Linked DNA regions of Mus musculus: region 2 is linked to region 1. Evidence: chromatin loops called from intact Hi-C (ENCODE). Cell type or tissue: left cerebral cortex. All regions are shown on one strand. Links, peaks and the distances in the headings refer to the core of each region. The heading gives the core; the rest is flanking DNA.

Region 1 (11,424 bases), core at 2,313-10,312:
GAGGTGTAAGAGTTGAAGTGTATGTGTAGAAACTGGCTTTGGGCAACACACAATTACTCATTCTCTCTATCACAGCATCACTGTAATACTCTGTAACTGATATGAAAGGAAGCTTCTAGGATGAGTAGTAAAAGTTACATTTCACTGTGGGTATAAGGATAAGTATTTAGGCTACAGAAAATATATTGCTTTAGAAAACTAGCAAGATTAAGTTCTCCTCTCGATCTATGACCTCTCAGGGAAGGGTGGTTAGCAAGGTTTATAGTATCAGGCATGAATTGCCACTTATGGAGCAGGACGTAGGACCAATTAGGAAGTTATTGGTTACCTCCACGGTAAAAGTGCCACTACTGGACCATTGGGGGCCATCTTTCTGTTCTGGTCATTCTCATGGTTCTCTCGTGATCTATATCATTATGTAGGACTATTGATTGCTTTTCTCCACTGGCAGCTTGGACAATAACTTCTAGAACCTAGAGGCCTAGTTCTCAGTAAGGAGACTTCCAGATAAGTATTATCACCCCAGGGGACAATAACACAAAGCAAGATGGAAGAAAAAGGAGAGAAAAATCACTAAGGATATCTTTAGGAAAAAAAAAAAAACACCTTAGACAAACATATTATTTCGTAAGCTTACTCAAAAATACAGGCATGTGTTGTGGTAAATCTCCTCCTGAATATGCCCCAACAATGAAAACACAACAGTTAATATGATTACAAGCTGTGTGCCTAGATTGGGCAGATCTACTGCTACACTACCATCTTCCACAGTTTATGAGACCCCTTAGAACTTGTGATTTCTCCAGGCCATGTGCTCCTGCTCTGCTTTTCTTCATCTCCCTCTTCCATTTTCTCCTCCTTCTCTCTCCCTACCTTCTGATCCACCTTCCCTTTTATCTGCCCAATCATCAGCTCTCCTTATTTTACAAATTAAGGTGGGAAGCAGGTTTACAGGAAATCACCTGAGTGCTGACTCAGTGTTCGCAACCACTCACAGGAGAATGGAATTAACATCAAATATAATTAGCCCCAGGGTTATCTACAACAGGCATGTGTATACATGAGAAGTTAGATAGATATGCACTGTTAAAATAGATTTACAATACATGGCTAACAGTGTTCACTCCAACAGCCATAGATTATTTAACAAAATCGAAATTGCCAGACATGAAAAAAATCACCCTTTGAGTTGTTGATCACATGAGTCCAAGACTACCCAAATAATATAAACTATTTCCATTGCTTTTGGTTGCCTCCCAAAACTTGAAGGTAAAATTTTCTTGATTGAACTCTTTCAAGATAGTCTTGGTTTTTTTTTTTTTTAGTAGACTATTTTTGAAAACTCATCAGGATAATATATTTCAGAATATATCCCACCCTCATTCAGTGTTGTCATCTCCCTTGCCTTGGTATGCGTTTCTGTAATTCACTATAATCTATAACTAGCTCTTCCTGTCCAAAGGTCAGATTCATTGTTTGATAAAGGAAAATCAGGCTATAATAACCCATACCTACCAGCTATGAATAGTATCCAGTGACTATGCTATATGTTTTGTGTGGAATTGCAGTTCTTACCATTATCCTTATATGGTCTTGTCTCTGACTGACTCTCATACATCAGATTATGTCAATCCACTCCTTCCCCATCAGCTCCCAGATGTAACACCCTGATCATTTTATGGTCTCTCTCTCTCTCTCTCTCTCTCTCTCTCTCTCTCTCTCTCTCTCTCTCTCACTCTCTCTCTCTCTCCCTGTCAGCTTTGGCATAGCCCTTTGCTTAAAAGTTTGCCAACCACCTTCTTTATATTTGCATTGCTTGGTCTTTCTTAGTTCAAACTACATCAGACACTTGTTTATCAATAATCACTCTGATACTGCCCTATTTTAATTCTTTTATCACTAGTAAGCACAGGACAGGTTCATCTTCCTCATCTTGTTCCTAAGGTGATTGAACAGGAAACCCCATAGGAGGCACTCAACAGACATTTTTCTGAGTTAATGTATAAACTGTATAAAATTTATAATTTTTTGGACACACTCATTAACATTTATTGCTAAAAATCCACTGACTTCTCAATAACTGTTTAAGAGTGCTGCTGATATACTGTTAATTGTTATGAGGCACTATAGCCATATGGAGAACATTTAGCATATACATTACCACTGTGAATTTTCCATTTGGTCTATATAACAACTTTTAGGGGGTGCCATTTTTATGTTAATAACTGTTTATAGCTTAAGGAACTAAAACTCAGAGAAACTAAATTCATTACTGAACAACTCATCTTTTAGCTGAGGGGAAGATTCCAGTCTGATGGATGCTACAATCGATGTCCTTAATCTGACAGGCTTCCCCATCTGCTTAACTTCTGATATCAGCTGTCCATGGACATGTGACTAAAGGTAAAATGCATTAACACTGATATCCTTAAGAAAGCAGTCACTGAGTACTATATATAAGGCATTATCTGTGCTAATTATTCAAATCCATGTGAAGATGGTGATCTTCTGTTGTTCAGATGAGATCTTGGCTCAGAGAAGTCAGGTGGAATTTGAACCTAACTTGGTCTGACTTGGAGTTGAACTGTTTAATGACTGTGGAATGGTATTTCCCTGACCCAGAGAATGATGGGATCACATGCCAAGTCACAGATTACAGAAACCAGCAGCCTGGGTCTCTGCTACAAGCTGGGTGCAGTCCTCCTGAATGGCCACTACATTCATCTTGGTCAAATGACAGATGTATTGTGTCTTTAACTATGGAAACCAGTAATCACTGTGCTGGCTGACCACCAACTCTCTGTCAAGAGCGGAAAAACAACCAGAAGCCCAGTCTTTCATTATTACATTAGCAGTACCTCCTTCATTTATTTTATAAGCAATAAACTGTGCCTGTCTGGTGTTTCATTTAGGAAGTTTCAAATGAGATTGAAGATAATGCATCCTATAATTTCTCATCCTTCCCTGGTCCACAGGCTCAGGCAGACTGATCTCAGGGTGAAATTTGGACTCCCTTGATTGATGAGACTAATAAAGTGCCTTTATTGTGATATAAATAGCCTTAAAAATGTCCTACAGAGTCAATATTGGTGTTTGATGGCCTTACACAAGCAAGGTCCTTATCTTCAGGAGCACTAAAGCTTAATGAGTTACGGTTTTTGAGAAAGTTTGGCATTGAATTTGGGTGCTGATTTGTGGGGTTACATGGTGGCAAGAATCCCACTAATGACATGGAGGGAGAACAATTTCAAAACTACCCATTTCTTTCATACTCCTAATAGATCAATATATTTTCTACCTCTAGACATGAAGCTTTGGTAAGAGAATGAGGCATGTGAAGAACAATTTACAGTCTCTGGTTCAGCCAGACCTTAGAGTGTTTCCTTCCCTTCTCTTTGGCTGTAGCAGAATAGTATAAAGTCTTCTTAGAAGGTAAGAGTGTACTTTCAAGTACAATAACAAAGTGTTAGAACGCTAATACTGCAAAGACCCTGGGTTTGGCTGCCATTGTTGAACTAAACTTACCACTTTTGAGTATTGAAAATGTCATAAATCAAAGGTTATGGCTCTTTCAAAGCACAATTTCTTTAGATCATTGGTTCTGTTAACTCTATGCCCCATGCAGTTCCAAAGGGTGCTTAAATATTGTCCTTCGCATTTATTTCCCTTTCTTGACAACATTCAACAATTGTATGTGGGTAATCTCTGCTTGTTCACCTACATGCTTTTGACAGTGGATGTTCTCCATATGTCTCTTTCTTCATAGAAAACGGATCAGAAGATTCCATTTGAAATATGATTACGGTTTTGTGATCAAGACTCAGACTTAGTAGCTCATTAGTTTCTTGTGGACATTTATAACAAATGACCACAGACTCGGTCATCTAATCAACAGAATTTTCTCCAGGGATTTTGAAGACAGAAATTGAAGGTTAAAGTTATTGACGAGGCTCTGAAGGTCTTAAGGAAGAACCTTTCCTCCCTGGCTCCTCTTGATTCTAGTGGTAGCTGATAATCATTCAGTTTCTGATAACTGTGCTCCTCCAAACTCACTCTCTCTCTCTCTCTCTCTCTCTCTCTCTCTCTCTCTCTCTCTCTCTCTCTCCAGGTAGTTTTTTTTTCTATTTTTGGGAGGAGTGGGGAATTGTTATCAATATATTTATTTATAGATTCAATGTAATCAACTCAAATATACTGAGGATATTCTTTTGTTAGAAAGCAGTATGGTGATAGATACTGATACGAGAATTATCAAAAAATCTAAGTCTTTAATTAGTTAGTTATAAAAGCTACATATATATTAGGACTTTTCATCTCCAAGAAGTTACATTTGATACAAGAAGCCTCTGAGAAATAGTCAAAATCATTTTTTATGCTGAGAAAAAAAATACAGCGCAAGGTTTTAAATGATCTTTACCTTTATGGCAGCCTCAGTCAATCAATTTTATTGTAAAATTATTGATTGATCTTACTGAAGTGTGAATTAGAAACCTTTAATAAGCATAAAATAAATTATATCATACAGGGGAAAACCTCATACTTCATGTTAAAGATGATCAAGCTTGCATTATCCTAGATGAGAATGCCCTTATAAAATGACAGTGGAAACCCACAAAAGCAGGGGTCTACATTTTTTGCCTGACTATAAACAAATTCTCCCAGCCCTTTTCAAGCAAGGATCTTAAAGGAACCAAGATAAAACTAGGAAAATATTCTCAAAGCAAGAACATTGGAAAACAGAGTCTGACCATTCTAATAAAGGAGTTGGCTGCAGAGAGCAGTTCCTTGCACAGGAATTACCCAGGGATCTTGTTAAAAAGCAGATTCACTGCAGTAGTTCAGTAGTAGGTCCTGAGATGCCATAACTTTAACAAGCCTTCAAGTGATGACAAGGACCACACTTTGAGTAGCAAAAGTGTAGAGGATCAGCAGGGCTGAAAAATAATTATTAAGTCAGGCAGGTTAAAGATTTCATGGCTTTCATTACTCAGCACTCGCCGATCTCCTCCTGTACCATCCATGAATGTAAATACAAACACAGGCATCCTCCTGGTTGCTCTTAGTCACATGTGGATTGGTTGTTGCTATAGCATTAAGCATCAATCTTCCATTTCAAACAATATTAGGGAAATCATAATGCATTGCTTTATAAATAGGAAAAAGTCAATATTTATAAGTAGAAAAAAGTCAGTCGGCCTTTACTATTTTCTCTAAATGGATGGTGCAGGGACCTCTCAGCAGGCAGAGTACCATTCACCTCCAGGCGTGTTCTCTCAGCGATGTCATTGCTGTTCAGCTCTTGCTGGGATTTTAGAGCCTACAATCAAGAGTATCATCCCAATTCTTAATAGATGGAGTGGTGAGCCAAGTTTGCTCATGAAAGGAAAGCAAAGCACTCTGAGGAAACATATTTGATTTATAAGAAATCCATAGGCTTGTATCATTTAATTTATTTAATTTCATGCATTGCCACAGTAATTTTCTGGATTAATGATAAGTTTAAATGCTGAAGTTTTACTTATTTCGATTTCCCCTTGTTCCTCCTCCCTCTCTTCCTTTTGAACCTCTATATAGTCTTTCATTTAGGCTTGAGTTAAAATGGAGGAATTCTGAGGCAGATGGTAGCCAGGGTGATTTATTCATGTTATTGCTGAGTCCTTTTCTACGAGTATGCTGGAGACTGAACTGATTCCTATGACAGTAATCCAGATGTATCAGAACTAGAAAAGCATATTAAACATCATATACAACATGTATATACTATACATATTATTAGGAGACTATTTAAAGTGCTGGGTAGCAATGAGTCTGTTATACTCCACTGAACTTGGATGATGGCAATGGCTTCCTTATGTGTTCCAGACTTGAGGGGGTAAAGGTTTTCTCATTTTTATTTTGTTTGATTTTCTTTTTAGTTTAAATTACTTTTAGCTAGTAAATTTTCACAAAGGGCTGCAATTATGTACTATAACAGGCAAAATCCCTAATATTAATTAATGGTTTTGAACAGATGACTGTTCACCTTCAAACTTACATGATCAGAAACATATAAAACCACAAAATATCCAAGCTGGTATCAGACATAAATATTTACCAATTTCTTAGAAGACCGAGGGTTCTGAAGCCAACACAGGTGCAATGTTCATTTCAGAAAACCAACAACAGTGACTGTAAGTATCATAGCCAAGTCTTCTGGCATAAAGACCAAGTTCGGTCTCCATACTCTCAAGTGTATCTCTTTACCCTCGAAGGAGATAGGATGCTGAAATGTTTGAATTTGCTATATTGTCAATGATCAAATCAGCTATCTGGTTGCCAAACAGATGCTGCAGGATTTAAATATACAACTGTGTTGCTGAAGTGATTCATTACCACTACTGCACAGGCCTCTGTGCTCTTCGCAAAAGATATTCAAATCAATAAATTGCAATGCATATGGTACCTATATTTAGACCTATAATGCTTCTCATGGTTCCTATCTTGGAGAATGGAAAAAGATAGAGGAAGAGACAAAAAAAGTGCTTTCTGTCCCTTAGTTCGGCCTTATCTGACTCATTAGACTATGGATAGGGTCACATCATTTCTACAGAGGGTTTCTAGGGGATACAACATCTTGCCTGTGGGGTTTTTTTTTCAAAGACTCTTTTTTCTTTCACAGTGGAAAAGGGCATTGTAGCATCAGAGAGATGCTTTAATCAGTCTAAAACATTACCAAGTTCTTGCTGGATACAAATGCATGTGAAAGAATACTGGAGGAAGGCAGACAATGGATCTGGGAACATCAGGTTGGAATATCTCAGAATGAGAATTGATCTTAAGTCACAGAATCTTAAGATCTCATGGGATGGCAGAAAGGGCTTGTGTGTTTCTCCTTCTTAACTATTCGTGTTAAATAAACATGTGCTGTTTAATCTCTTAGATTAAACACCTGACATGGACTTCAATCAACATGAGAAAAAGCCAAGTGCTATAACTCTAACCCACCACCAGGTGACAGTATTTCTAAAATTACTCTGGCTCTCCAGGACTGACTTGTTTTTGTATTTGGGACCACATTTTCCCAGAGAGGTGAAAGGACAACCAAATGATTACTGTTAAACAGTAAATCAAACGGCTAGCTCGATTTCTTCTCATGATTACAATTATCCCAAAGTGATGAGATCACATGGCAGAGTATCAGCGGAGGAAAGTTAATCACGTTCCGAATTAGCAAGAATTATTATCCAGACAGCCATAGGAAAGTGACTAAACAGTTTGTTACAAACCCTTCTGAAATTCTGGATCAGCTATGTGAAGTCGGAGCGAGGTGGAAACGCAATAACTATTGTTATAAGATCACAACAAGAATCCGCACTGAGGTTTGGGTGAAATCATAGTAAAATGAATACTGATGATAAAAGTATTTGAGACTCAGTTGCTGAAGAGATTGCACATGTGATCAAGCAAAACTATAGAAGGGAAAGTGTTAAAGTGTTAGCAAATTCTGGTTATTTTAAAAAGAGAATTGGAAGCAAAGGAGAGGCTAAAGAAAACGTGATCAGTTCTTTTCTCCATAGGTGTGGACTTTGATGGGTAAACAGCAGTTACCAGGGCTTCAATGAAGCTGTCATAAGATGGCTTAAGTTCTATTCATTTCCACTCAAAGTATCTCATCTGTATTGACTGTCAAGGTGACAGAGATTTTTATCATATTATATGAAAAGCTATTTAGAGTCAGTGACAGAGCTGAAATTCAGATCTCTTGATTACAATCAGAGCTATTCCCATCACACACAATTCTACTATGTTCTATTACCTGTTTTGGGACAGATGAAAGAGAAATGCTTCAGAAAGGATGAGGAGAAAGATGACAACACACACACACACACACACACACGGGCGGGGGTGGTGGTGGTGGTGGAGGAATGTGAACATTAGTAAATAAAGATGACAGTGTAATCAAAGTCAGAACAAGAAGCAACATAATCTCAGTTTTCAATTTCACTTTTCTTCCCCTCCCCCATTTCTTTCACACTATGGCTTCTCAGATTCCAGGTGGAGGAAAGAAGAGTCCCGATGCCACTGAATGACTGCAGCAGCTCAACCATTGCACTTGTGAGTCCTCCTACAATCACGGAGGTCAGCCCAGGTTATATGAGATGCTCAAGACTTGCATCATTGCACTTCTGTCTGGTTCTCCTGGACACAGTGTCTGAGACACTAGATTCTACTGTAAGAGATCTGGAGTTGTAATAGCCTTTCTGAGTTGTACCGACTGTAGGTAAGGGGTGCTTTTAATGGCTGATTTGGATTTTGAGAATTTAAATAATCAGAGCATGGATACTGATAATTTTAAGAGTCCTTTCATCCATTCCAAGAATTTAAACACTGCTGATCTTAGCATGAAGCTAAAGGTTTACTTTATGGGTATTTATATAAATCATAATTCTCATGCAATGAATAAATACCACCCTAGGAATGTTCTACTTTGGCAGACCCAGAAGTTAGATATAGGCTTTAAGTTAAAAAAAAATTGTTCTGCCTTTGTTATGATGACCATGTCCTCTTTGTTTCAGCCTAAATGACATCAGTTTGTGCTTTGTACCTCTAACAACATAAAGGTCATGTTATTCAACAAAAATTTATTCAATGTCCTGGCAGATTCAATTGCTAGACTTCCTGCCTATCATAGCTATTAGTTATTCCCCTCAATATGTATTCATTCTGACAAAGGCCATGTTAAGCAGTCATACAGTAGGGAAAAAAAAAAAAAAACAACCCAACATCAGGGTCTGTTAAATGGAATCCAATTTAAGTGTTCTTTTACTAAGAACTACAACATCACAATGAGTAGTCCATAATTTCAGGAATGTGTCCTCCATACAACCATTCATATATTATCAATAGAGAGGAGTTTCTGATGAGGAAACCTTTCATATAGCTCAAAGTTCAGCATTATATAATTATAGTATAGAAGGTTCATTATTGCTTGTACAGCGTAGATGGCATTTACGCACAGAGGGCATGCTTATGCACCAAGTGTTCTTTGTTTCTTCTTCATTATCTGTGAACTTTGAGCAGGAATGAGTTTTAACACACACACACACTAACACACACATGATATATAATTATAATCTATATGCTAGTATAATTAATATAATATAATATAATATATTCTCTGCGTGTATAGCTCAGAAATAATTCTTTATTTTGTCTAAAATCAATCTTTTTCTTGCTGTCAGTTTTCAAGTGGAGGAAATAAACTTATTTTATGCTCTTACAGTTCTAGCTTTCCACTCTGTTTTAATGATTGCTCTTATTTTACTTTTCAGGGTTATCTTTCTTTTCTTTTCTTGTTCTTATCTTCTTTATTTGATCAACAACCTGCTTAGGTTTTTCTATTTTATTAGCTTTTGCAAAGAACTGTCTCTGAACTTTGCTGATCTTGTCTGCAACATTCTCTCTCATTTTATGAAGTTGATGAATTAACATGGTTTCCATTCACGACTTTCAGAATTTAATATGTAGCTCATCAATTTTCACCCTTGCTTCCTTAAACCATATGTATTCATAATACATGGCAAAACTTTCTTTAAAAAAGTACTTTAGCTGAATCTTAAGACATTCACTATGTCGCCTTCTCTAAAAGTTAAAAATTATTGGAATTTTTATTATAAACTCTTTCTGCTCTACTGCATTATTTATTCAATAATATGCTTTCTGGCTTCCTTGAATATCAAATTTGGAAATGGAGAAGTCACTGTATTGTTATCAGAGCTACTTTTGATGCTCTATATGGGGCCAGCATTTAACCAAATTTTATGGTTATTTTATCATCAAGTTGAAGATAGCAATCCACTGTCTTTTAGTCTATATTGGTGCTGACAAGTCTCCTTCCAATAAATTTATATTTTTTATTAAGCATTTTCTTCTTTTGCTAATTACTTTTGGGGAAATGATCTTTTCTTGAGTGTCCTTCAGTTTCAGCATAATGAAGCTTGGTACAACTTTATTTTCATTGTTTCTACATATACTTTAGATATTAAAATGCCTATTATTCCTTAGTATTTTTGTCTATTATTTCTTAGAATTTTTATTTTTCTTCCCTCTTCCATTTCTTTGGAGAGGGGTTGCTAAAACCCCTATTAGATTAGTTTGGGATTCTTTAGTTTGCATTTGTCAAGATTCTCCATTAAAAAGGTGAAGGAGATGAAGACAGAATATGTATATACACAATCACACAGACACACACATGCACACAGACAAAACACACAAAGACACATACATGTGCACAAACATAGGGGTAGGGCATGTCAGGTTGGTGCTTAGAGGCTTCCCCACACTCATGAAGATCCTGGCAAATATGAAGTTAACAGAGCAGACCACTAACGAGAATTTCTAACAGCTACTGGTCTTACAGCTATAAATCCAGAAGGAAACTGGAGAAAAAAAAGAAAATTCCTCCAATTTTGGGTTAGTTAACACCTTCTATTTTCTTAAGGCCTAAATTACTCAGAGGACCCCCAAACACACCACTGAAGGCAATTTGTCTTAGTAAAATATAGGGATCTCCGTATTAGTTTTATCTGAAAACACAATTTGGCAGAATACGTATAGTTACTTAATAAAGAAGTTGGGTGTGATAGCTTAGCCAATATAATACTGTAAAAACCAACAATCAATCCCTTATGGAGTCCCCATAAATCAGCAGCCATAGGTTTTCTGTTTTATAACATATATTAGAATACCTTGAACTAGTAATCAATATTTAACATTCAATATATTTATTTGTGATTTTCTCAGATGTATGTTCTGGTTCATTATTCTAGTTGCAACATTTTTATGTAAGTTCTAATTTACTCCATGCAATGCTCTTGTAAATGTATTATCCTTTTAGTTTATGAAATTGTAATAAATACTTTATGAAACATCTTTTATTATTATTTCAAAATCTCTTGTGCCATTATGACCATTAAAACTTAATATTTTCATTGCTATATTATCTCTAATTTTTACTATCAATTTTATTTGGCTTAGATTTTGGTTCAGTTTTTCACAAAGGAGCTACTGGATTCTCCTGAGGCGTAATGATGATTTTTATTCAGGTTCAGCAGACTCACTTCTATGGACAGCAAACTGAGTCCTAGCTTTGTCATGAATGGCTCTTGCTTCTTCCTGATTTGGACCATCCTAGAGAGCCCTCATTCATAAGAACTGGCCCAGTCTATATCTTTCATCAGCTGTCCCTTGTCATAGCATGGCCTCAGCTTAACTTAATTCTCACTTTTTGAGGGCCCTCCTTTTTGTTTTACAAGAAGACTGTGATTATCTTTTTATTTTCATTAAGAAGTCTTTTCTGAGGCCCATTGGACTTGCAAACTTTATATGCCCCAGTACAGGGGAACCCCAGGGCCAAAAAGGGGGAGTGGGTGGGTAGGGGATTGG
Region 2 (11,424 bases), core at 2,252-10,251, 580 kb after region 1:
ACATCTAGGACTGTCATTTGGGCAGCATGACAAATCCAACACTTGGTTAGACCATAAAGTGTAAACCAAGAGTTTTTGAGATATAGTATAAGGACACTATTACAAATGTTAACTCAGTGATCAATAAAATGTTTAGGGAAAGTATACCTGATAATAATGGGGTTGGGGACTTGACCCAGATGTGCAAGGATGCTGTCCTGAGTTCAGATTCCCTGTTTGTTTTCATGTTCCTTCTGCTCTTCAGTTAGTGGTGCATAACCCAGAACCCAGTTTTTGGGGGACAAAGGCAGAAGGTTCCCATAAACTAACTGGTCCAACAGTCTAACCAATCAGGGATGAACAGGGGACAGAGACAGTCTCAAAAACAAATTAAAGCACATAGAAAAAGATACCCAAAGTTGTCCTCTGGCTCCATCATGCATGAGGACACACACACAAACACACACACACACACACACACACACACACACAGAGATAGAGAAAGAGAAACAGAGAGAGACACACAGAGAGAATATTATTCAATTTTATTCTTTAAATTTTTAAATAGTTCATTTAATATACTTTCAAAACAATAGTAAATATTATAAAAACATGACTATTATTTTTCTTCATAAGGGTATCGTCTTTTGGATGAGCCAATCATGGTGTCTCAGATTTGTAATCTCAGCTCTCAGAGGATGCTCACACTCAGTTATCCCTTGACCCTGGAGCAGGATACGTGGTGAAAGCTTGCTTGATAAAAACTGAAGAACAAAATACATTGGAAATTTAACAAGTTTATTTAATGAGCATTTGGAGGCTTACGTGGTGGGCACCGTTTTAGACTGCAAGTGTCTCAGAACTACCCTAACAGAGAAATAGGGTTCACAGACAGGAATGGGGGTGTAGTTATGTAAGTATGCCAAAGGAAAGATATTCCAGTGGCAAATGTAGACAAATCCAAGTTGTCTTGGAACTGGTGAAATCTGTTGGAAATATCACTAGCTGATAGTTAGTAGTTTCTGGGTAATAGGCTTCAGGTTTGATTTAGTTTCCATTTGGTTGTACTTTGCTTATTTATGGATCAAGGGTGCTGGCACCATGTCAGTCTACTAGACTCCCAATTAAAATAAAAAGGATAAATAAAAAATAATTAAATAAGAAGATCTGTACTGTGAAAAAAGAAATGAATAAAGAGAGTGCTGTAAGAGTAACTGACTATTCTCACTGGCTTTTAAGTTGACAACAGTGAAACCTCTGCCCTCCTCACAAAGAGAAACATCAGGGGTTCAAATCAGAAAGGTAGTGGTGCCTCTGCCCTCCAGTCCTTCTATGTGGAGAGTCCTGTTGCCCTCTGTGATCTTTTTCTATGTATACTTGCTTTGAATAGTCAGCAAATCCTTCCAGACCTCCCCTTATACTTCCATGATTTGTTCTTTTTCCATCATATCTCTGATAACTGTCACATCACAGTTCATATCTGGACTTTTGCCATCCCCTCCCGACAAGCAGCATCTGGTTTTGGTCTTCCTCTTCAAGCAAGTCATTTGGTCCCAGAAACAAGCTCCAGTTTTCTTTCCGTTCTTGACTTGTCAGTTGTCACACCTGTGCCTTCCTTCTTCATGAAATCACCTTGTCTCGCGCTCCCACCATTATCGTTTCAGCGGCTTTCCACATGTACTCTTGCTGATATCTCTGGCTCAGTTTGTGCCAACTCAACCCATTTTGTGCCTCATCCCTTGTATGAATGTGTGGATGTATGCACATGCCAACTCCTCTCCTTGTGCTGCCTTGTTATTCCCCTAGAGTCACTTCATTCAGTTCTCTGTGTCTCTTTTGCTTCCTGAAATTTCTTTAAAAAATACTATTTAAGCAACAGAAAACCTTTTATTAATATTTTTCATAATAATTTCATTCAGTGAAACCTGCATACAAATGTGAATAGTTGGTAAAAAAAAAAAAAAAAAAAAGACAACAGTACTCATGATGGAATGGGAACAACGGCAACACTTTTAAGAGGCAGTGATTAAAAAAACAACAACAACAACACTTTTTAATTTTATGGGTACCAGTGAAAGTACCAGAAAGAGAACCGGCATTTCATCAATACACAACACCTTGACAAAACTGTTTAAGAAGACTTCGGGTTTCTACACCTAGGATGGAAAGAGATTGGCTCACGTGGTCCCTAATATTCTTCTCAACTCTAATTTTCGATGAGACGGAAAGTGATGATTTCTGGTAGGAAAGGATTATGGTCCTCAGTGATATTCCACACTGTAATCTCCAAGATTGTGGCTACATTAGTCTAAGTGACAATAAGGATTTAAGGGATTTAATTAACATTAGTCACAAATTGATCTTAAATAGTAACAAAATCCTGCATTATCCAGATAGAACCACTGTTATCTTATGGTTTCTAAAACAAACAAAGAAAAAAACAGAAGAGAATGGTTGAGGCAGACTAGAGAACCAAAGGAGGAAATACAAAACAGAACAACAACAACAACAACAACAACAACAACAACAAATCACAACTCTTTCATAGTTGGAGCTCTTGGGGCTCCTGGTGAGCATCACTACATAACAGTGCCTTTATTATATTCTGGTATGCCTCTGAAGATAATCCAAGCACATTGTGCAGCACTGCTTACATATAGACCATGAGACAATAGATTTGCTTTGCTTTAAGCTCTTCAGCTTGCTGTAGCAGCACTGGGAAAATAACACACTTTTTAAGGATATGGTAATTCAGTCATTGCTTCCTAAGCCATTCTGCAATCAACACATGGAAATATAAACATGTTTTTAAAACAGTGAATATCAAAATGGGAGCTTATCAGATGCCAAGACTGGAGACATAGATTTCAAGTCACTTGGAGAAAGTGATTTGACATGTAAGAATGTGGGCCAAGGAGAAACTTTTTCAAATGTCTTTAGGAGCACACATCCAAAATCACAGAGAAGAAATGCAGGGTATTGGATCCAGCAGTAAAAGGCAACCAAAGAAAAAGTTCTATAAAGCAGTCATACCAAATGGCTTCATTTCAGGGGAATGAAATGACAAAAAACATTGATAAAGAATGCCGGGGCCTAGCAAACACAGAAGTGGATGCTCACAGTCAGCTATTGGATGGATCACAGGGCCCCCAATGGAGGAGCTAGAGAAGGTACCCAAGGAGCTAAAGGGATCTGCAACCCTATAGGTGGAACAACATTATGAACTAACCAGTACCCCGGAGCTCTTGACTCTAGCTGCATATGTATCAGAAGATGGCCTAGTCGGCCATCACTGGAAAGAGAGTCCCATTGAACATGCGAACTTTATATGCCCCAGTACAGGGGAATGCCAGGGCCACAAAGTGGAAGTGGGTGGGTAGGGGAGTGGGGGGGGGAGGGAATGGGGGACTTTTGGGATAGCATTGGAAATGTAAATGAGGAAAATACCTAATAAAAATTTAAAAAATTAAAAATAGTTAAAAAAAAAAGAATGCAGTCTATTCCCAGATAGAGGAGATCTGTTGTAGTCCTTTCAGTGAGAGTTCTAGAGCATTCCTTCCATATAACTAAGGTTGGCTTGTTTGTGGTAAGACTAGTAAGATAACCAAGATAACCTATGCATCTTTTCCTAGATTATATGAAAACTCAGAACCAAGAGGTTTATTATTATTATTGTTATTATTTTTTATTTATTACTTTTTTTTCGACACAGGGTTTCTCTACATAGCCCTGGCTGTCCTGGAACTCATTTTGTAGACCAGTTCAGAAAAATGCCTGCCTCTGCTTCCCGAGTGCTGGGATTAAAGGCGTGCGCCACCATGCCTGGAATTTACTACAATTCTTAATAATATTATTAATATTATTTTCTGAATGCTGGTTTGCTTAAAGTGTGTGCACTGGCAAAAATTCAATCAAGAGTTACAAACCTAATCTGTGGTTGGGACAAAAGTGAGATTTTTGAAGTGCTCCTATCAAAATCAGGACTGGGATGAACTTCTAGATGAAGTTAGAGAGTTAATATTGAATCCTAGGGGGGAGAATAGAAGGTCTTGATGACTATTAGAAAGAATAAAGAGGAGAGAAAGCACCCCCCCTAATGGTATCACATCCCATTCAGATCATCAGAGTCAATCTTGTTGATTTTAAAATAGAAACTGCCTGTGCTCATCTTCTGAGTGCATAAATCAAAGTTTAGAAGTTGTCCCACCTCCCTAAGGGACTGTCCAGCAGGAGGGAAGCATATTCTGGATGTGAGAACTTTTCATTTTCCATTGCACTCTGTCAGAGGTCCGGTATCTAGAAGTGCTCTGGCACGAGTCAGAACCGGTTTCAGAGCCAATGCTCTTTCTACACAGTTGTACACTGCCACGCTTATTTTGGATGTTAGTTCTTCTCTCTATGCACTGATGATTTTACTCCCATGACAATTTCCATGGGGTTAACATCTTACTCCCATTAAATGGTAATATATTGGGTGTATGTTGAGTGATAAATGCCTCTAACACAACTAGTCAGAGTTACCAGCATTATATTATCTTTTTATGCTCCACCAGCATTTTCTTCTAGTGAATATCACAGCTGCCTTCATTTTCTTGTCATTTTAGTGGTTTTAATGTGCCTGGCTCACCAGCACATGACATATCAATGTGTTTGCTTTCTATTTTGTAACAACAGAAACAAGAACTGCACCAGCCAACATTTTTGTTGACCTGAGCCAAAGGCTCTGGATTTCTTATTCTCACAGGTCACCTGCGTTAGAAGCAGGAGTTAAAGTATGAGGTTTCAACACATCTTACCTGAATTGCTTCAAAATATGGAGCTCAGGAAGTGCCCTGATACCCCAAGAAGCCCATCATCTTTTATCCGAAAGTTAAAGAGGTTTCTTAGTGTGTGAAGATAAAGGATGCTCTGAGAGAATATGAACCAGTGAGAAAAAGAAGACAAGAAATAATAGATGCCTTAGACCAGAAAGAAATAGAAATGGAAGAGAAGAAAATGGAGGGTAAAGAATGGAGAGAAAAATATAAAACAAGAGGAAATGGGATATTATAACACAGAAATAGCTTATGTAAGATTATGGCAAATATTTTCTAATTGGATTTAAAGTTTGCTACAAAAGAGAGAAGTTATACCTTGCACCATTATCAGGGCCAAGAACCTGTGCCTAGATGGGCTATAGGTCCAAGAGAGAACATTATAGGCATAGTATTAATCTCACTCCTAGTGACATCACTATCGGGACATAGGTTATTGCATCTCCTCACCATCATCCATGTAGATTCATTTTTCCAATTTTCTTTTATTGAAAATAGCCTTTTTTTCTTATCCAATATATTCTGATTATGGTTTTCCCTTTATCTACTTCTCCTAAATCCCTCCTATATCCCCCCTCCCATTGAATCCACACCCTTTATTTCTTTCCTTGGAAAACAAACAAGTGTCTAAACAGTCTATTTTACAGTAGATACTGAGTAGCACAGAAATACATCTCTGGTCAACATGGAGGTCAGCATAATAAAGGGTGTCACTAGTTCATGCTTCTTCCAGGGCTTAGGCACCACCTTGGCAGAAGAACAGAAAGACTGCAAGGGCTAGGTAAAAGGCTTACATAAGCACAGTGCAGACCAACTTCCATAATAAAGAGAAGAGGTAAGCATAAAGTCCTACTCCTAATTGACTACAATGAGATGACAGCTATGGGAAAGGGAAGATCAGATTTTCTTAAGGTGTGAACCCTGATGGGTTGCTCATGCTCCAGGGGGTCATTCATACCCAAGAGTATTTGGGCAGCACAGTACTCCATTGGGGTGAAATAATGATAGGAAGTTGGATAGGTAAAGACACAAGGACTGATCTTGAAGGAATTGGGGGTGAATGTGAGAGAGATACATTCTATGAAATTCTTTAGAATACAATAAATATATCACTTGAATGGAGAACCAATAAAAATGAACCTATAGATAAAGAGAAACTAAAAATATGCTGTCGAGAGTAGTGAGCACACGTCCCTATCTAATTATCAGAGAACTTGTTTGATGTTACCTAAAAATTAAAAATTGCTTCGATGCGACCTTCAGATATTTCTTTGATATGTCAAATTTTTGCAGAATGAAGATGTAACTATGGAAGCACGCATGCGGGCTAGTTCCTTTCATCCCCTACTCTGATCTCCCTGCCCCCACCCCATCTTCAGAAGTCTGATGATATAAGAAAAGGGGAGGAGGAACCCGAGTGATGGTTAGCGGGTTCCATTTGTTACTGTATTAGTGGGGCCGGGAGGTGCGGCAGCACTGTCTGTGGAATAAAACACTCCAATAATATCCAGGACAACAATGGCCGTGCCTGGCCTTTGAAAATAACAGAGAATCAGATGCTCCACAGGGCTGTAATACAGTGAATCAGAGGAAATATCTAATACTCCACGGGACAGTAATGCAGTGGATCAAAGGTGATATCTAATACTCCACAGGATTGTAATACCTATAATTTAAGTGACGGGCAACTAATTCCATGCATCCCTCCTTGCATGTAAGCAGAGAAAGCAACACAAGAGCAGTTATTTCTCTATGCACCACACTTCTCAGATTTTCAAACCTCCCTTCAAAGGCATCTTCAATCATGAGATGGAGGCTCCCTCTACTGGTCGAATGTTTTCTTGCAGCAGGTGTGAGTTCTAACCCAATTTGGGTTGCCAATGCCTTGTGACTAATGTTTGACTATGGCTAATGAAATAAGTGCAAGGGATAATATCTGATTAATATACAGTCACACATTCAGCGTGTCACACACATATGCATACAGTCAAGCTGACGCTGTGTCATAGGCAAAACCCACATAAACAACCAAGCACACACAGCCATTCACATCCTGCTATTCACACACTTGCAGGGATCTGCTAAGAATGACAGGGGCTTTGGCTCAGCAGTTTACAGTTTTTGCTGTTCTTTCTGAGGTCCCAGGTTTGACTCCTAGGATTTAAATGGAAGTTCACAACTATCTGTAATTCCAGTCCCAGGGAATCTGACATCCTCTCTTGTCCCCTGCAAGTTACAGCGTGCACATGATACATAAACATACATCCAGGCACAACATCTGTATACATTAAAAAATAAGAGCTGTGACATCTATCATCTATTTTTTATGTGCCTACTGCTGATGTGAAGGAGCTTTTGCATCAGGTAAAATAAAAGTTCAGGCTATATTTTCATGTCGCCCCGACTCACATTTACAACATACTTCTCCAGTTACTGAAGTAAAAGAATGATTTTCCAATGTGTACTACTTTAAAGTTAACTTCTCAGAATTTTTGGATTCTTGATTTTAGATGGAACGAGAAGATTTTCTAGACTCGTCGAAATGAACATACAAAATATCTGTGAATGACACATAATTATTTCTGGCACAATAGAAATTCTCTAGGTAGTGAATAAATGATCAATTTTGTCTTTGTCTCTGACCTTCTTTAGTGAACAGGTCACCATTGACATTCAGCTAGAAATGTGAGACGTTCAATATTTAAAGCAGGAAAACTTGAATATCTTAATTAAAGCATCCTCCCCAAATTAATAAGTATGTGTACAGCATGTTTTGTAACCAAGCACTGGATTGCAAGATAGGCTAAACACTGACTATGAAGACATTGTTGGTTGAACTTTTCCACCCCTGCAGGACATCTGGAGAACAGCAAGTGCTCCTCTTCCTCTGTCCCTATGCTTTGGCACTCCTATTTCTAATGATTGCTGTCTTAGTCAGGGTTTCTATTCCTGCACAAACATCATGACCAAGAAGCAAGTTGGGGAGGAAAGGGTTTATCCGGCTTACACTTCCATACTGCTGTTCATCACCAAGGAAGTCAGGACTGGAACTCAAGCAGGTCAGGAAGCAGGAGCTGATGCAGAGGACATGGAGGGATGTTCTTTACTGGCTTGCCTCACCTGGCTTGCTCAGCCTGCTCTCTTATAGAACTCAAGACTACCAGCCCAGAGATGGTCCCACCCACAAGGGGCCTTTCCCCCTTGATCACTAATTGAGAAAATGCCTTAGAGTTGGATCTCATGGAGGCATTTCCTCAACTGAAGCTCCTTTCTCTGTGATAACCCCAGCTGTGTCAAGTTGACACAAAACTAGCCAGTACAATTGCCCAGTAAGCACAGGCTCGATTACCGTTCATGCCTCATTCATCACTCATTCATTTCTGAGAAGATGCATCTGCTTTGGTCTGGACAGCTGTGACCAAGCCCATGCTCCTTTCCCCAGCTTTTCTCCCTATAGTCCTGTGAATGCACTTTGGTGGCACTTCTTTGTTATTAGTTGTATTTTTACAGTGTTGAGAACTCCTCCACAAGAGAGATGAAGCAAATATTGTGTTATGCAATTGTCGTGTCAATGTTTCTATTTTATCTTCTTCTCAAAATCTAGTCTCTCGTACAATACATTCTAAATAAAGCTTTCCCTCCCTCCCTCCACTCCTCAAAGTCCCCCTTACTAACCCCTTCTCCCAGATCCACTATGCCTGCATTTCCCTTCAGAAATGTGCACACCTCTCAAGGATACCAATTGAAGAAAGCACAAGATACAACAAGACTAGGTAAAAACCCTTATATCCAGGGTAATCCCATAGAAGAAAAAGCATCCCAAGGGCAGGTAAAGGAGTCAGACACATGCTCACTCCCACTATTAGGAGTCCCACAAAAATCCCAAACAAAACAAACAATGTATCGAATTTTGAAGGATCATAATGACCATAATCTATGACAACAAGAATCTACACCAACACAGAGAGAAATAGAATTCTGCAATTGATTTGGTCAAACAAGGAGATTATAATTCATTCTCTTATATTATAATTGTATAATATTGTATATTACATGGTTAAATGCATGAAAAAGAGAGAGGAGTCTTAGTGTCAGGGTGTTGTCTGACGGACTCAGCATTTTGTAATATCTGTAGGTACCCAAAGCAAGGTGTCAAAGTCTGAATCGCATTCCACCTCTAGGAACTCCTGTTAGGCATAAAAATTGCCCCATAGAAATTATATTTAACATAATAACATTAACGTAAAAATAGATTTTCATGACAGAACACATGTGGTAAGCATGACTATCAAACACCACAATTTCTTTCCAGTAGAAGACTTTGCTAAATGGAAGAGTTGCTTTCCTAGAGATTCAAACATGGAGATCCACAACAAGACACCCCAGGCCATGGCAAGCATTTTTAATCTCACATTTCATCTTACTGGAGTTGAGGTTTTGCCCCTGTTAACTTAAATATCAATAGAAATTCCACCTTAAGTGCCACCTTATGGCTTGGCCACCCTATGAGCACTGGGATGGCTGTTCCTGACCTCAAGAGGCACTTCCAGCACTGACTGCAACTGCCTATGATAGCAGGCACACAATCCACATTTGCTGAACTCAAACTGAACATCTCATAATATTTTATTTCTGACATACTACTGTAATATTTCTAGTAGCAAGACTCAGGACTAAATGAATGAAAGCCCACAGTTTTCAGTATGTTTTAAATCTATAGACAGTGTCTCAAATGTTTGGTTTAAATTGACAGCAGTGAGGGTGAAGTTGAGTGGATTTCACCATCCTAGTGAGTTTCTGTCATTCCATTCTAAAGGTCTTTATCCTTGAGCCTCTTTGAGTGTTGATACTTGTTTTTCTTAGTCACGTGTAATAACTAAGAGAGCTCAATTGAGTCAGACATCCTCTGCCACAGGTAGAATTTTAGTGTCGATGTGCTTTATATATGGATCCCGATGAAGAGGGATGCGAGTTAAGCCCACAGTCACTCTCGATCTTCATCTCTGTCTTCAGTGAGCTGTACTTCTCAGATTGACTATGTGTCTGTTCTGATGTATCTGCCTAGTAACCTTGCCTGCCTGGAAACAATTTTGTTTTCTTATATCTTTTCATTGCATAGAAGTCACAAGTATTTTTCTCACTTCTCGATCACTGTAAAAGGATAATATTCATGACCAGAAAGATCAGGGGGAGGTCTAAGAACCCTACAAGACTATCTGCCACTATGAATTATAAACTAACCAGAGATACAGTACAGAGAATAGACAGTGCTCACAACTAGCTCAGGAATCCACAGCCAGATCCACAGCCCTACCAACCACCAAAGACATAGTGGCACGTTGGGATGGATGCAGGAGACACACATGTAGGAAGACTTGCATAAGTTAGGTTTGTAGATCAATGGGCAAAGCTGGAACAAAAACACCAGGTTTAGGAGAACAATAACTCACTGTCATTTTCTGTTCCCTTTGATATTTCTGTCTTTCCACTGGTGAGCTAAATTCCATTTCCAAACTTCATGAGACTTGCTTACTTTCCCCTCTCCATCTCTCCATCTCTCTCCATCTTCTTGTTTCCTCTTCTGACTCCTCCTTGCAGTGTCTCCTCTCTCCTTTTCACACTCTCCTGTCTTTTCCTTACCTCACTCCTCTATATCTTCCATTACCCCCTCCATTTCCTCCTCCTTCACATCCTCTTCTCTGCTGGTTTTGCTCTAACTGCTTTAGTTGGTAAGAACTTTGTTCCCTGCTACTCCAGTTAACATTTCTTCCATTCAGGGAAAAATGAACACTGCTGAGAAGCGCCTTTATTAATTGACCCACTCACTATAAACTCCATTGGAATTCTAGGTGAATATTCTGAAAAATGAGAAGAACGATGTCAGATTTGTACATTTATAACCTCCTCCATTCCCACAGAAATCGATGATTGCCCAAAGCAATCATACACTGAGCATTTATACACCAACATATGTTGGTGATAGAGGAGTTAGGAAGTTTTTAATCTGTAATCCATTGCTCCCGAGTAGAAGTGACATATTAAAAAACACTGAAAAATTAAATCTGAGACTAAAGGGAAAAATGTATAGGTGGTGCCTGAAAAGAAGACTTGTCAGAGATGACTTAATAAGACATGAAATTTCAAAGAGTCTACATGTAGTTTGGCCTATAAAGAATATCAACATTAAAAGTTGGGAGGAGACAAAAAAGTCAGCAAGGAAAGCTGAAGAATAGACAGAAAGATAAAATGACAAAACATGAAAATATAAAAGAACATAAGGAGAAGGCCATGAAAAGAGAGATACAACCAACTGTGCTAAAATCTGCTTACATAAAAAATGAAAATGAGAATTAAAAAGCGTTTGTTGAAATTGGCAATGGTGAATTTAAAAGAAAAACATGTCAATGGAACAGGAGTGAGTGTGTGCCAAGTAACAAAAAATTGAAGGGTGGATATCGTTTATATTTCCAATTATAATCATATAATAGAACATTTATAATGCTGAATGAAGAGTGGAAGAGCTTGAGGAGGCTGTGTTGATTTTTTTTTTTTTTTTTTTTTTTTTTTTTTTTTGTGAAGAACGTTACAAACTCAGGAAGAAAACTTAAGGAATCTAGGATATGTACCTGTT

The links. Hi-C counts contacts between places; a loop is a spot of excess contacts. Peaks named below come from ENCODE experiments on the same cell type or tissue, not always from the same donor. Only the 100,000 strongest peaks of a DNase experiment are listed, where the experiment ranks them.
Region 2: a loop joins it to region 1, with 8 times the contacts of the local background. A loop is called at or near these places in 21 of 42 quality-filtered maps.

The regions. Positions count from the first base shown.
Region 1 is chr16:41,831,535-41,842,958 of GRCm38, reverse strand. The region is part of intron 1 of Lsamp (limbic system-associated membrane protein); the gene reads right to left. It overlaps Gm46551 (a long non-coding RNA gene), which reads left to right. Exons shown (of 2, transcript XR_001781926.2): 1 at 1-6,990; 2 at 8,028-10,760. Among named protein-coding and RNA genes, the nearest start is that of Gm46551, 13 kb to the left of the region's middle. In left cerebral cortex, for the core only: a CTCF peak has its summit at 6,980 (motif pointing right); DNase peaks (open chromatin) are centred at 6,490 and 7,009; H3K27ac peaks cover 519 bases.
Region 2 is chr16:41,253,699-41,265,122 of GRCm38, reverse strand. It overlaps a transcript of Lsamp not described here. Among named protein-coding and RNA genes, the nearest start is that of Lsamp, 270 kb to the left of the region's middle. In left cerebral cortex, for the core only: CTCF peaks have their summits at 6,625 (motif pointing left) and 7,648; a DNase peak (open chromatin) is centred at 6,609.